Linked DNA regions of Homo sapiens: region 2 is linked to region 1. Evidence: chromatin loops called from intact Hi-C (ENCODE). Cell type or tissue: mammary epithelial cell. All regions are shown on one strand.

The links. A loop is a pair of places that touch in the nucleus more often than their neighbours do. Peaks named below come from ENCODE experiments on the same cell type or tissue, not always from the same donor. Only the 100,000 strongest peaks of a DNase experiment are listed, where the experiment ranks them.
Region 2: a loop joins it to region 1, with 6 times the contacts of the local background. A loop is called at or near these places in 34 of 110 quality-filtered maps.

Annotation. Positions count from the first base shown.
Region 1 is chr7:33,239,348-33,247,347 of GRCh38, reverse strand. The region is part of intron 5 of BBS9 (Bardet-Biedl syndrome 9); the gene reads right to left. Among named protein-coding and RNA genes, the nearest start is that of BBS9, 110 kb to the right of the region's middle. In mammary epithelial cell, a CTCF peak has its summit at 3,839 (motif pointing left); no DNase peak of the experiment used is centred here.
Region 2 is chr7:33,741,251-33,749,250 of GRCh38, reverse strand. No RefSeq gene overlaps it. Among named protein-coding and RNA genes, the nearest start is that of FLJ20712, 19 kb to the right of the region's middle. In mammary epithelial cell, a CTCF peak has its summit at 4,795 (motif pointing right); a DNase peak (open chromatin) is centred at 5,450; H3K27ac peaks cover 1,655 bases.

The DNA of each region.
Region 1 (8,000 bases):
GGAGCTCTATCAGTTTCCTCAACTGTAAAGTAATGGTAAGAAGAGAATATTACATGATACTGCAATAAGGATTAAATATAATTAAAATACATACTGCCTAGTACCTAGCAAGCATTCACTAAATGTTAAGTAATTGATATTACTGGGTTATTCTATTCCTTATAGACCAAACTTAAAATTGAAAAACTTAAAAATCAAGGGAAAAAATTCTTTCAGAGAAAAATGGATAAAATTTAACATGAGAAAGACTGCATGCACACACACACACATACATATACACTCAGAAATTCATCTTTTTTGCCAAAAATGGGGGGGTTTTAAGACTTTAAAAAATATGAGAAGTCTCTCGGAACTTAGGTCTGTGGGAACTGTTGGCTGTTCAAATGATTTTCTGACTATTTTAAGTTAACTTTCCTCAAAATAGCAATTTCCTTAACATGCTAACTATTGAACTCTCTAAAGAAGAATATTGTGAGTGTGTCAGAATCTGGGAATGGGGAATGAGCTGTCTCTGTCTGCACACCCTCACCCCAACACACACACATATTCACATTCGTATTCTCTCTCTCCCTTCCCCCACCCCAATATTGATATTTTCTTACAGGATGACTCCCTAAGAAAGACAAGACAGACAACATCATACAGAAGAACCCGTGTACTTTAGCATTCCTTTCTTCTCCTGTATCCAAAAGAAAAATTATTAAAGAATGAGTATAACGTTGAGGCATAAATTTTAAAAATATAACCAGTTTCAAACTAAGGTAAACTACTCAAGGTAATAGCCAATCATGATAAGACCCCAGAGAATACTCCCAAAAATATTTAAAAACAAAAAAAATTAAATACTTTATTTTGTATAAATATTCCTCACTTGCAATAATATCAGTCCCATAAAGCGTTAACTTCAAAAGCTAAATATTTGCTTTTTACATATTATCAACTCTCTTAATCTTAAATCATTAGCATCTCAAAAGAAGAAACAAGAAAAAAACCTTAGTTTACACTGAACTCACTGTGACCAATTAATTAATGTTGTGGAAAAAAAAAAAAACAACTAAAGCCAGGAAATTATCAGCTGAGTTTCAACATGATTTAAACTTACATGGTTTTAAAAGGCAAATCAAAATGAATTAGGGATAGTTACAACACTAAATTTCCTGAACTGTCCATTCCTATCACAGACTTCAATGTGCCATTTAGCCATTGTTTGATCTCTTAAATGTCCTTGGTTTCTTCTAAGGGAAGTAGTTAAAATACCACGTTTAGTAAAAGTCATACATACAAATATACCAAAATATTCATCTTAATATACAAATGCAATCATGTTATCAACCCACTCAAAAACTTCCAAGATACTCCAGTACCTCCAGAATTAAGTATAAATTCATAAACAAGATATCCAAAAGAACTCCTCAGTGTATGTCTGCTAAATGAACATAGTACTCCCTCTCACCCAGCCCCATCAGCCAAATACTCCAAGTAAAATAACCCTGCCCTAAATGTCCTTATATCTTAAGTCCTTAAAGATGTTTATTTTCTTTTCATTATCTAGCTCATAGCATTGAGCACAGTCTCTTATATGTTAGTGCTCCAAAAATATCTGTTTAACTAAACTGAACCATCATAAAAGCAAGAAACTATGTTAAACTGTAGTTCTAGATTAGCAATATGTCAATTACCATCAAGAGGACCAAAATGTTTGAAAGTATCACCATATTCACATGACAATTCCATAAGAACTGCCATTATGTTTTATTCACCATGCCTCTCCATCCCTGATAGTCCCTCGCATCCACTAGAACCAAAAGTATTTACTGAATGAATGAATAGCATCAAAGTAAAAATAATATAAGGTGAAAGTCCTGAAATAATTAGTTTTGGTATGTGACACTTAAGAGACTGTGATTCAAAATTATTACAGAGTTTAGTATCCATCTTGGTATTACAGAGTTAGAACTAAGTCAAAAGACTAAGTACTCATTGTATGCCTAACACTAGAAACACTAAGATCTGTTAAGAAGAGAGGGGAAAGGTTAAGGTTAAATCTGCTCTTAAAAAAATAAAATAAAGAGATAAAGCCTACTGGAAAGACAATATAAAAAATATAGGAAATAAAGGAAGCATGGCTGAGAACTCTACAAGGAAAATATACAAATTAGGAGAAAAATCATTCAACCACAAAGAATAAATTGTGGAAGCCCAAAGTGGACACCAAAGGAGCAGAATGATCCTTAGATCCCTTAGTATTTCATAAAACTCTGACTTCAAAAGCATACTCAGATTAAACTTAAAGCTCTAGTAATTATTAGAGCCTGGGTACAAAGTCTTTTTCTTTTCAATACAAAACAAGAGATTATTATCAGCAGGCAAAGTACCAAAAAGGGGCACTAATTAGGATACTCCCTGACTGTTCCCTGTTTCCAAAGCAGGATGGTATATCATAAAACAACAAATTGAACAAATATGGAAAGAGTATCAAATGTAGATATAGTACCAATAAGTAGTGGAAAGGGCAGTGATTTTTGATTCAGAAACACAAGATGATAAGGTTTTGAATTCTGGCTTTCACAGACACATCCTAAATATGTGACTTGGGTACTTTGTTTAATTTCATCCAGTTGGTATCTTCAAATGCAAAATAAGCCTTATTATAACCTCTATACCGCAATGGGTTGCTAGAAAGACTAAAGGAGGGGAGGAGGGAACCTGTATTAACTACCTGGTACAGTACATAGAACATGGTAGGAATGTATGGCAATCTTAAACCAAAATTTAGCATGCTTTAAAAAAAGTATCAAGCCAACTTCCCCCAGCACCCATACTTATTTATACCTTGGATATCAGATAATTTAGTTATTAAGTCTCACTCTTTACATACCAAAGGATAGAAAAGATCCCAGAGGAAGGTTAGGAAAAAATGTGCCAGGAAGTTGGAAATGGTTCAATTCAGAAATGTCAATTTTTATTTGCTAAAGTACTCAGTAAAACAGTGATTCCCAGGCTCATGAATTTCATTCACCTGTAACATTTCAGAAACTACTGGAGAACATCGTAGGGTTGTCAGCCTTGTGAAAAGCCCATCAGGATGTTTGTTTGTTTATTTGTTTGTTTGTTTTTTGAGATGGAGTCTCACTCTGTCACCCAGGCTGGAGTGCAGTGGCACAATCTCGGCTCACTGCAACCTCTACCTCCCGGGTTCAGGCAATTCTCCTGCCTCAGCCTCCTGAGTAGCTGGGACTGCAGCCATGTGGCACCACTTCTGGCTAATTTTTGTATTTTTTATTAGAGACAGGGTTTCATCATGTTGGTTGGCCAGGTTGGTCTTGAACCTCCTGACCTCAGGTGATCTGCCCGCCTCAGCTTCCCAAAGTGCTGAGATTACAGGTGTGAGCCACTCCGCCTGGCCCCAGTCAGGAAATTTTTTAAAGAAATAGATTATAATCACCAATATTCTCTTAAAAGACAATACTAATACAAATAAGTAGGAAGTAAAAAATGTCATCACTAAGTGTAGTCCTCTAACTGAATAAATTTTAGCTTTAACTTACTTACATTAGCTCTTTTTCGTCCATTATCTTAAGACCATCCAAAACTTTAACATAGGATAGTAATTGAGAACCTCTGTTACAACTCAGCATTAACCATTTTTAAGGAACTTGGGAACAACTATTATAAAGAACTCAGAAAACAAACACAAAAAGTTTTTCTCTTCCAGGAACAAAAGAAAAACTGGTTCCTATTCAGGCCTAGGTGAGGAAACAGACATTTTCCATAAATATTCTGACTTGTTAAAATCTCACTACTCTAAGAGTTCTGGAATCAAAAAGTGAGACAAAGGCTCCCTCTGCTGACAAGTAGGCAGTACGATCCCATTAAAAATCTTCCCAATATTAATTGGATACTGCATAGGCTTTTACTATTCTCTATCAAAGACTGGCTTTATTTTATGCCTTAAAACAGGAATTCAGCTGCATCAGATATGAATGTGAAGGACATGTGTAACTATGTAACACTCCTTGTGTATTCCAATAGATATTTCTAAATCAGCTTTCAAAATTCTTGGTTTCTGCTCTATGCTCTAAAAGTTAACTGAGCTCCAATGTCATACAAGGAGGAAATTAAACAAGGAAGGCTAAAGAATTGAGACAGGTTTTAAGAGGGTTTGAGGAACAACGGTAGCAATCTATGAATACATTGATGACCTTTTCTAACAGAAGTCCAATGAAATTAACAGAACCAAATGAAAGACTTCCGAATTAACAGTAATAGCCATTTACAACGTGGTCCATACATTATTAGCACATCCAACTATTCTATAACTTGGGAACGTCAAGAATTATTGTCCTCATTTACTGTGGAGAGACCTAAGGCTCAAGAAAGTTCAAATGATTTATTAAAGGACACACAGCTGGTAAGTAGCAGGGCCAGAACTCAACACTACGTCTTCTAACCTTCCTACTGTTTCTCCAACTGAATGTTATGCATAGTGTAGGTACCTAATGACATAATTTCTAAATTCCTTTCTGATTCCAAATTTAACATGGTCTATCATTACCATAGCATTTTATATGCTTATAAGTAACATCTAATTTAAATATAAAATGTTAAATATTTCACTTTAGCAGACAAAACTTGATGCTGAATTCTTTGTTAATTGCTTGCAAATGTAAATAAAATCAAACAATAAGTAGGGGACAAGTAGAGGAGGAGAATAGCATATAAGACCCTGATTCTCAGACTAAAATTACTGTATAAAATGTTTGTTCAAAGCAGTACTTTTAAGTACATCAATATGCTGCAAAAAAAAAGTAAATAAAATTTAGAAGCTAAAAACTAAGTAAAAGTGTGAACCCCATAAAGGTAAAAAGAGCTGTTGGGCATTTTCCTAAATCAGACAACCATAAGCTTCAGTTTTCCTGCTCTCAAATGAGATACAGTAAAGGAGAAAAAACTTGTGGACCACCTTTTGTGGAGAATCTAGTAGATCCTCATATTGACTTTATCTCCCCAGTACAAAGCAAAGACCACAAAGAGCTCTACCTCTACTGTAAGGAGAACTTGTAAATAGCATTCCCCCTCAAGCCCAGGAGAAAGCAAAATAAAGTACACATCTCAAAACCTGGAACCAGATGAAGGAAAAAAAAATCTATCCTAGGAATTCATAAACCCCAAACTGATTTTAATGTGGGTTTGCAGACTAAATTCATTCTATTGGACGACCCAAGAAACCTCAGTCTGTGATTTTAGTATAAAGTGATACTGGGTTGGAAGTACCACCAAACATCTGACAAAAGATTACTCAAATCTTTGAAGAAAGACACCAATCATTCCCATTGATAATGTTCAAAAGAATATGACCTCAAAGTCAAAGTTACAATACACAAAAAATTGAAGGTAACATGACCAAGAAACAGCAAAAATAATAGAGAATGAGATGAAAACTGCAAAGACTTCGTGTACTGAAATTGACAGAAAATATAAAAATATTACACTTTCTGTTTAAGGAAATAAAAGCAGGTATTAAAAATGATTAAGAGACCTTATCAATGACCAAGCGAAATTTTTAAAAGAACAGAAATTTGAGAAATAAAAAATATAATAATTAAGAGTGAACAAAGTTAACAAAACTCTAAGAGCAGTTTTAATAAGAATTTGTAACTAAATAGCAGTGATTTAGAAAGCAAAACAAATAAATCTAAAAAAATCCAAGATGCATCAAAATACTAGAGATGAATGGAAAATACATGTGAAGTTAAGAGACATAAAGAATAGCATAAGATTGTCTAACTTATATCTAACTGGATTTTCACAGGTACATAATAGAGAAAATATGGAAAAAGCAACATTCAAAGAAATAATGGCTGAGAATTATCCAGAACTGTTGAAAGTCACCAATGCTAATCCAGTTTTAAGTCCAATAAATCCCAAGTGGGATAAATAAAAATAAATCATCCCTTAGATACCTGATAAGAAACTGCAGAAGCACAGAGAATGTCTCAAAAGCAAATAGAAAAAGACTGAAACCTAACTTCTTTCTATCAATGGAAGCCAGAGTAGAGTGGAATGTTATATATTGTGTAGGAAAAATAACTATCAACATAGCTTTGCCTACCTAGTCTTCTCCTTGCCCTCCCCTCCAAAAAATGTTTTAAAGTAATAAAACAAAGATTTCATTCACAATAGCCACCAAGCAATTAGGTTCCTAACACACTAACGCTAGGTCAACTTCGAGATCTTGACTTGCTCAGGAAGGCTACATTAAGTAAGGTCAAATTAAGTAATATACCCCTAAGATACACCCTTATTAACATGGTATCTTTTCCCTCGTAATGGTTGTGATTTGACACCTATTGCTATCTACTTAATCATTATCTACTTAATGTTTATCTCCCTCCCCAAACTTAAAGAAGCCACAGACCTCGATTTTGTATCCATAGTGCCTACCAGGGTGCTGGCACATAAATGGAAGAAAAGAAGGAAGTGAGCAAGTGGGGTGGGAAGGAAAGAGACAGAGAAGATCTAACCAACCAAAAAACTAATACAGGTAAAACGTAAAATTTTTTTACTGAAAGACATAAAAGAATATCTAAATAAATAAGATATACTGTGTTCCTGGATGGGAAAAATTGTATCACAAACATGCCAGTTATGCATTACAATAATTTATAGATTTAATGCAATGCCAAATAATATTCTAAAACAATTTTTTTCATGGAACTCAATAAACTATCTTTTAAAGTTCAAGGGGGAAGTGAAAAGGAGCAAAAATAACATAGAAATTTTTTGAAGAACAATGGGTGGGCCCAGTGGCACACGCCTGTAATCCCAGAACTTTAGGAGGTCAAGGTGGGAGAATTGCTTGAGCCAAGTTCAAGGCCATCCTGGGAAACACAGCAAGACCTCATCTCTACAAAATAAAAAAATTAGCCAGGCATGGTGGCGCCTGCCTGTTGTCCCAGCTACTCAGGAAGCTAAGGTGCGAGGATCAGTTGAGCCCAGGACGTCAAAACTACAGTGAGCCATGATCATGGCACTGCACTCCACTATGGGTGACATAGCAAGATCCTGTCTCAAAAAAAAAAAAAAAGAACAATGAAGAATGATTAGCCCTCCTACACAGCAAAACATACTGTACATTAATATTTTTATATGGTATGGCATTCATTATAGATAAACTACAGACAAATAAGTCAAAGGAAATAAATAGTCTAAAAACAAATTAATGACTATGGGAATTTAGCATATGAGAAAAGAATATTCATAAAAGGTGCCTGGACAACTGGATAAATGTTTGGGGGGAAAACTGGAGCCCTACTGTAAACCAAATCTTTAAAAAATACTTTTTTAAGACAGGGTCTTGCTCTGTCACCCAGACTGGAGTACGGTGGCACAATCACTGCAGCCTCAAACTCCTGGACTCATGGGATCCTCCTACCTCAGCCTCTGAAGCAGCTGAGACTACAGGTGTGCAGCACCACCATGCCTGGCTAATTTTTTATATTTTTTTAGAGATGGGGTCTACATTGCTCAGGCTGGTCTTGAATTCCTGGCCTCAAGCAATCCACCTGCCTCAGACAACCAAAGCACTGGGATTATAGATGTGGGCCACCATGCCTAGTCCATATCTAAAAATAAATTTAAGAAAAGACATTAAATATTTTAGAATGTTAGTATAGGAAAGGTCTTAATGAGAATACAAAGATCAGAAGCCATAACAAAAGATTAAAATATTTGATATCATAAAAAATTAAAACATCTGTATGATTAGGCAAAGTTGGGGCATGGTGGCACGTGCCTGTAATCCCAGCTACTTGGGAGACTGAGGCAGGAGAATCGCTTGAACCAGGGAATCAGAGGTTGCAGTGAGCCGAGATTGCACCACTGCACTCCAGCCTGGTGACAGAGCAAGACTCTGTCTCAAAAAAAAAAAGTTAAAAAGATAACCCACCACTCATAGGCTGTGTGTTCATGGGCAGATTGCTTAATCTTGCAAATCTTAA
Region 2 (8,000 bases), 500 kb before region 1:
CAAAAAAGTTTTTGCCAGATGTCCCCAGGAGACTCTGATGTAGGTGGCCCATGGGCTACACTTTGAGAAGCACTCACTAAGCTTATATGGACAGAATCTTTTTATAGATTCTGCCTTCAGAACTCTCCCTTTGCAGCATCCTGCTGAGGGGGTGTCCCCTTCCCAAAGATGGCCACCAGGCAACACGGCCGCAGTGGCTGCCCGGTGCAGCGAGGCCATGGGACGCATTCCTCCAGCTGCTCTGGATCCCCTAGAGTGAGGCTTTCATCAGTTGGATTCCTGTCCTGGAGCTCAGCCAGTTCCAGGATAAGGGCCTGGGACACTGGGCTCTCGAATAGATTTTGATGCTGGGTTTGTTTGCTGATCTGTTGTTCTTGTTTATTTTTAAGACTTGAGGGTGTGTTTGAATCCTGAAAGGGACGTAATAAAGGGGAGAAGCTAAGATGAAGGAGGAGAGGGCCTTCCTACCTGAAGGAGGCCCCAAGAAGGCAGCAGAGAGGGATCTGAGCACAGTTCCTCCAGTGTGGTTAGGAGCAAGAAGTGGCGGATGAGCGTAGGGGCAAGTGAGAGCCTGGGCTCAGCAACAGGCTCCATCTGGCAGCTCCACTATGAGGCTGAAACTGAGGGAGGGTTCCAGTGGAACCAACTTTTAGAGAGAGTACAGGGAATGGAGGCATCTTGGTGAAGGAGGGAAGAGTGAGCTCTCTGGAAAAATGAAGTAAGTTTGCTGTACTCCATCGGGATCCCAGTTAGCATTGTTATTTCAGAATTTATGATGTTAAAAATTGACACAGTTGTGCAGATTTCCTCCGGCGATTTTCAGACGCCAGGAGAAGGTAGAGGATGGATTGATCCAGGGTTGGAGTCTTGCTAATTCCATTTTGGAAGGACAGAGATGCATAGGAATTTAATATGTAAAAGATTAGTTTTATGAAATCTGAACTGAACAATAAAGACAGGAGGCAGGTGATGGATAATGAGAAAATGTATATATGGGGAGCTGGTCAAAGGTCCCAATTAATTCTAAGAGCAATTGAAGATGGAAGGGGTGTTGAATAGACGGCTGGAGAGGAGAAGAGGCTAAGTTCAAGAGTGGGATGTTTGTTTTCTATGGAGAAGTTCCCGGAACTGACAAGGATCAGGATGTGACCATGGGAGGAAGCTGCTGAAGTTGGATAGAAGAGGAAAAGATGACATAGTCCCAGAACAGAGAGGATGGTGGATGGGTTAGTTGCTTGAAAGTGATTTCTATGGTAAGCGAACCACTTTCTTACCATTGTGATTTCTATTAGGTATAATAACCGAAATGGATAATTCCACCCCAAACTATTACAGAGGCGATGGCATTGCATCAATGTGAGACATGCTTCTGGGGAGAGCGTGGTTCATGTCCCTTGCCCAGGGAGGATGGCATAGTATAGAGAATTTGCTCCTCTGTTCTCTATCGTCATTTTGAAGGACTCTGAATGGTATAAAAATGATTAGCCCCTATCCCTCACTTTAAAAATGGAATTTTACCATAGCTTAGCCTAGCCTGCCTTAAACGTGCTCGGAGCACTTACATTAGCCTAGAGTTTGGCAAAATCATCTCACACAAAGACCTTTTTATAAGAAAGTGTTGAATATCTCAAGTAATTTATTAAATACTGTACTGAAGGTGAAAAACAGAATGGTACCCAAAACACTGTTTTTACCGACTTCACCTTATGTTCCCACCATCATAAAGTCAAAAATCGTAAGTTGAACCATCGTAAATTGAGGACTGTCTGTGTACAATTTTTGTTGGTTAAAAATAAATAATCATAAAGAAAAAATAAAAATGGATTTTTATTTCTTAGTGTCAAAAATTTAGAAGATAAACGCAAGGAAAAAGAAACAGAGAAAATGAAAAACTGTGTATCGTATATTACTCAAAATATCACCTTATGAAGAAAACCACTATGTACATTTTAATGTATATAATTCTAGGATGTGTGTGTGTACACTTGTGTGCATTTTTTTAAAAAAATAAAATTATATTGCATAGTAATATGCTTGTCTCATCTGTTTAGTTATAAATGGATTCCCATGTCAGTAAAAAATCATCCAACATGGTTTATTTTTACATTGTTTTCTTCAACATGATTTTTAGTGTCTATCCTACTTCATAGGTAAACTACAATTTCTTCAATCCCCTATTTTCTCATTTTTAGACATTAGAAAAAATGCAATGATGAACATCTTTGTAAGTACATCTTTGGACACACCCATGATTATTTCCTTCAGTGAATTTTCTAGAAAGAGTCTTCCTCAAGGCCATACTTGTCTTGATGTGTTTTTACACAGCCAAACTGCTATGCAAGAAGGTTGTATCAATTTAGAAATATCAGAAGTGCCAGTTTCTACACACCCTCACAGGTATGAGGCATTATTCCTCTTTGGAATTAGTCTCTGTAATCTTTGCCAATCTGATAGCTGGAAAGTAGCATTGCATTTTTATTTACATTTTATGGATTCCCTGGGATGTTGAACATCATCTCACACAGATGCATTCCTGGCCCCACCTTCACCCCTTCCCAAACTACTTTTCCCAGCCTGAACTTTGGAATTTTGCCCTGAACGTACACTGAAGAACACTCTGAAGAAGAGTCCCACAAAGTGTGTGCTTGTATTCACTATAAAAATGTTATGGAGGGTTGGGATCATCAGGAAAGATGTCTTTTTCTAGGACCTTTTTTACTGAGAGGAATAGGCTGCTTCTGAATATCCATTTTATTTTCATCTCATTGATGCTGTGGAATGTGTAGTTCACTCAAGTCTATTCCACATGCCTTCCTGGGTACCAAGCCGACCTCTCTCTTGTCTCCTTGTTGTCTTTCCAATCTTTATTTTTCCTTTGTCATATTTTCTGCAACTATTTCTAATTTGATTGCTTCTTGCTTCTTGGGCATTTATGCAACACAGGGTGTAAAGAGATAAAATATGGTAATTGATGGGTTGATTATGGAGTTTTACGATGGGTACCAACCCCATACCTTGGCAGACACTGATACTGAGCTAATGTGGAGCTTCCCAGAGTTTTGTGCATTATGGTACACACAGAAAATGATGATGTTGGTATGACTCATTCAGGAAAAAGGAGGAGATTCCAGAGCCAGAGGAGATTGTTGAGGGATTCTATTCCCACCCCATCCCATTCCCTAAGGCGTGGGAAGACCATTGGTGGCATACAAGTTGAGAAGCCCTGGACCAGTGGAACAAAGATACTTTACTAAAGTAAAGCTAATAAAAGTAAATTCTTTCCCGACTTGTTCCTACTTCAAAAGAAATGCTTTTTTTCCCCTCAGGTAAATGTATATTATTTCAATATACTATAAAGAAAACGAGAATGATTCCCTAGTATGGAAGTTACCTACAGACCGCTGCTACCCTTACGTGCTTCTAGAATTTCTGTTCACCCATGTCCTTTTCCTTCTTTTCTTCCATGCTTTTTTTTTTTTTTTTTTTTTTTTTTGAGACAGTGTCTCACTCTGTCACCTGGGTTGGAGCACAGTGGCACGATCTCGGCTCACTGCAACCTCCACCTCCCAGGTTCAAACAATTCTCCTGCCTCAGCCTCCTGAGTAGCTGGGATTACAGGAGCCTGCCACCACACCCAGCTAATTTTTTTTTTCTATTTTTAGTAGAGACGGGGTTTCACTGTGTTGGTCAGCTGGTCTCAAACTCCTGACCTCATGATCTGCCTGCTTCAGCCTCCCAAAGTGCTGGGATTATAGGTGTGAGCCACCACGCCCGACTCCCATGCTTCTTTAAAAGCATCCAATCCCTTCTCAGAGCCTCAAGATGGCACCTTCTATTCATGGAGACCCTGGAATCTTTGGCTCTGCCTCTCCTAGGCTGGCTCCCGGGTGTCCTTTTCCTTCTGCTCCAGGCTCCCGGTCCTGCCTTTCTCTCTGTCTTCACCATCTCTTGGGTCCCTTCCTTCTGCCTCCGCCCAGACTAGGATTCAGACACCTCATCTCAATGTCTTATCTCACAGTGGCAGAGAGGACTCAGATGTTCGCCGTGCGTGTTTCAGTTTTCTGGACACAAGGCTAAGCTGCCTTTCCTGGCATGCCTGTATCTAGGTGGGGCACCACAGAGGGTCTCACCATAGCATGTATGTAGGGCTGGCTATGTCACTGCTGGGCCCAAGGAGTTCAGCACGTGTGTCTTCTTTACTCTCTCTCTTCCCCCATCTGCCAGCTGGACCACAGCAAGGTGACATTGAAGTCCCATTCTGGACATGGCAAAGCCACACAGTGGGAGAAGAATGAAACCCTGAATGACTGCACAGGGTAGGGCTCCCCACTAACTGCACTGAGCTGTGACATGGTAGAGAGATAAATGTATGTAGTTTAAGATAATCAAAATTCAGGGAGTTGCCTGTTATAGCAGTTAGCATATGCTAATTATGTACTCATTTTTTCTTCTGTTTCTAAAGAAAGGAAAAGCAGGCCCTTCTAACTTTTTCATTTTAAGATTATGATTACCAGTCACCAGGGTATATACCCCAGATACAGGTTTTTGTTTTTTTGGTGTTTTTTTTTTTAAAGGGCAAGGGAGGTTTTGGAATTATTAAATTCTTAGAACAGTGTTTCGCAGAGGGCACTTTGTGGAACACTAGTTCCCCCAGGAGTACATAGCAAAATTTAGAAAAGGAGGTTCTATGGCTTAATAATATTGGGAAATGCCGAATTAAAGGCAGTGGGCTTCTTTGCTACAGGCCTTCTCAGGGCCTTTGATAGACAGTTGTACATTGTCTCTCTCCACAAGGGGGCTCTGTTGAACATATTTGTCTCAACCCAGAAGACTAAAGAGCAAATTGGAGCAGAGCAAGAACTGGCTCCTTTCAGAGTGAAATTGGTACCTCTGGGTACCTTTAGAAGTAGAAATCACATTCTGCTGGGACCCTGCCCCAGCCTAGAGTGATTCACCTAAAGCAGATCTTTTAATGACCCCTCCCCCATAGCAGAGGACCCAATCTAGGGGCGCCTGTTCCATCATCCACCTCCTCATGTTGCATCAAACCCACCAAGGTGATGGTGGTACCACGGTCCCTGGTGAAAGCAACAAGCCCCTCCCACCTCAGGGCTGCTGGCGTGGAACCATCATGGCCTCTTCCCAGGAAGGCAAAGAAAAGACAGTCTCCAATTGCCCAACAGCTACTGCAGTTGAATAGTTGATGTGGTATAGCTAAAGGGAAGGTTGGTAAGAGTCATACCATGTGTGATATGAAGGGAAAGATTGAGGAAGGACAACCAAGTCCTCAGTAGAACAGAGGAAACCAAGTCAGCATGACAAGCATCGGATTGTGTACTTAGTGACAGTCTAGAGAGGGCAAGAGGTGTTGTTGCCCAAATTCCATATGAGCACATTAGCAGTCAACCGCCTGCAAGCCTTCCAGTAAATAGAGTGCAGCCTTGCGTCAATTTCTGAGAGAAAGACTGTCCGAACTTGCTCTGAATCACATCCAACTGAATGTTGTAACCCTACAGTCTTCAAGCCTCAACACTAACTCTAAACTGTATCACTTGCCCCTGCCTGAAACCCGAGATTCCATTTCCTGCCATGATTGCAGCACACAGAGCTCAGCAGACAAGTTGCTTGTAAGACACTTTTAAGACAAACTAAATGAGCATTTTAGGTTTTAATCTCATCTGGAAGATGGCTAGCACCAACACCAGGAGAAATCTCTGTCAGCTTAAACCAGAGGAGTCAATGTTGTCCCAAGAAAGGAAGCAGAATAAGGCCTGCCCTCAGTGGCACTCACCAGTGACTCCCCCATCTGTGGCACACTAACGGAGCAAAAATGCCAGCTGGCATTATAGAAATCATCCAACACCCAGGACCCTGGACTGCTCCTTGTGTACTTAAGAACTCAAGTCATCGTCTACCTAGATTTGGCAGGGAAAACTGAATGTCCAGGCTGAAACTGTACCTTTCATCTCTCTAGATACCAAAGGCCAGGCATTCATGCTCCTCAAAGTCAAACCACGCCTCAGTACCAGCATCATCCATGAATCCAGCCTCTGCCAGGGAGAAACAGTGCCTGGAACAGCTGCTGGGCCTTCACCAGTCTCACTCTCCCCACCGCTCTACCTCCTTTATTTGTGTTTCCCACAGTACTGGACACACCAAAGCACAATAGATCCCTGTCAAATGAGTGAAAACCAGGTGAAATACATGGAATAATGCCTTGACCAACTCTAGCTCCAACCAAAGTGCTGACAGTCTCTTTTGCTCCCCTTGGTGTCTTCATTGGATCTCCTAATTGTTCTCCAGCATCATCCTCTCTGAGTATATGTTACAGACACAGTTCCCAGGCCTGCCATTAGACATTCAGAAGTAGAGGCAGAGGGGAGAGCCCAGGAATCTGTATTCTGAAGCCTCTGCCCAGGAGACACTCTGCACATAGAGTGTGAAGAATGCTGCCCTAGGTTCCTACTCCCGGCAGCCTTCCTTCCATCCGGAGTGAACTGCAGACCTGCCCACACCCACTCACTTCCTGCTTCCCTGAGGACGCCCATTCGCAGGCTAGCCTCTCTCCTCTCTACCACTGCCAAACCAGAGAGCTCTGGTCTCTGAGAAAGGAGCACACCCTTCCCAGTCTTGCCCATAATCCCACCTCTACTGCCCCACCAGGCCATCGCTGCTGCCCACGTGTGCTGTCAGATGAGATTCTGCTGCTTCCCCTCCATGTGAGAGATCACACTCAATGTCCCCATTCTTAAAAAAAAAAAAAAAAAAATTCAGGTCTGTCTTCCCTTCACCACCAAACCCATTAACCTCCTGCCTACCCTGGTCCTCCTTATTCCCCACCTCCCCCTTACTCTCCAGTCCTGCCTGCCTTCCTGCACCACTCTACTGGACCACCTGCAGCATCTGTCATGAAAATGATGCTGTGTTACACCCAAAGGGTGCTTTATAGCTCATGAAACACTTTCACATATGTTTTGTCATTTGAACCTCATGACTCTGAAAAAAGCATGCAATATCTCAGTCCCAAACTTCAGGCTAGATGATCGTACCACCTTCCCCATGTTTGCCATATCCTTTTGTCCCTCAGTTACTTACTAAGCATTTTTCTTAAATAGACTCACCTATTTTAACAAATTTATTTTGAAAGAAAAATGTATATTGTTCTTATTAATAATCAGTATCATTGGTCTTAAATAAGAGGCACTAGTATAAAGAAATTCAGTGAAAACAAAACATTGTTGTTCAATTTTAAAGTCAGAGACTGTGGCCTGTGGCTGAAGGTGAACTCCTGAGCCCCTGGAGAAAGTCAGCTCTCTGGTTTCCCCCACTGCTCCCACCCAGAGGAGGAAGGCTCACTCCACCTACTGAGCTTCCTCCTGGCCCTTCCAGGTCCATAGAGGCCTGTCTCACTCACAAGGGTCAACATCAACCCTTCCCCTGTCCCCAGATGCCAGACTTTTCCCAGGACCTAGTCCCAGACACTGCTTTCTAACCACTGTCCAACCCACGAGGAGGAGGCTCCACCCCAGTCCCACCCATAAGGATCTCAGCGGAGCCTCACGCCCAGGTGCCCACAGATTTCTTTGATGGCCCATAGGAGAGGCAAGGAATGGGGCATTGGGAGGACATAGTGGGGGCCACGCTTGAGTGACCACGTTTCCCGCATTTCCTTTGTAAGTCTAGCCAGAAACGATTTCCTGACAAGGCTTAGAGCCCACAGTCCATTCACATTTTGTCTTAAAATAAGGATGCTGCAGGCATTGTGAAAAACAGTACGGAGGGTCCTCAAAAAATTAAGCGTAGAACTACCATTTGATCCACCAATTTCACTTCTGGACGTGTACACAAAGAAATCAAAAGCAGGGCCTTGAAGAGGTATTTGTATGCCCATGTTCATAGCAGCATTATTCACAAAATCCAAAGGCGGAAATAACCCGTGTCCTGGATAGTTGAATGAATAAGCAAAATGTGGTCAATCTGTACAATGGAATATTATTCAA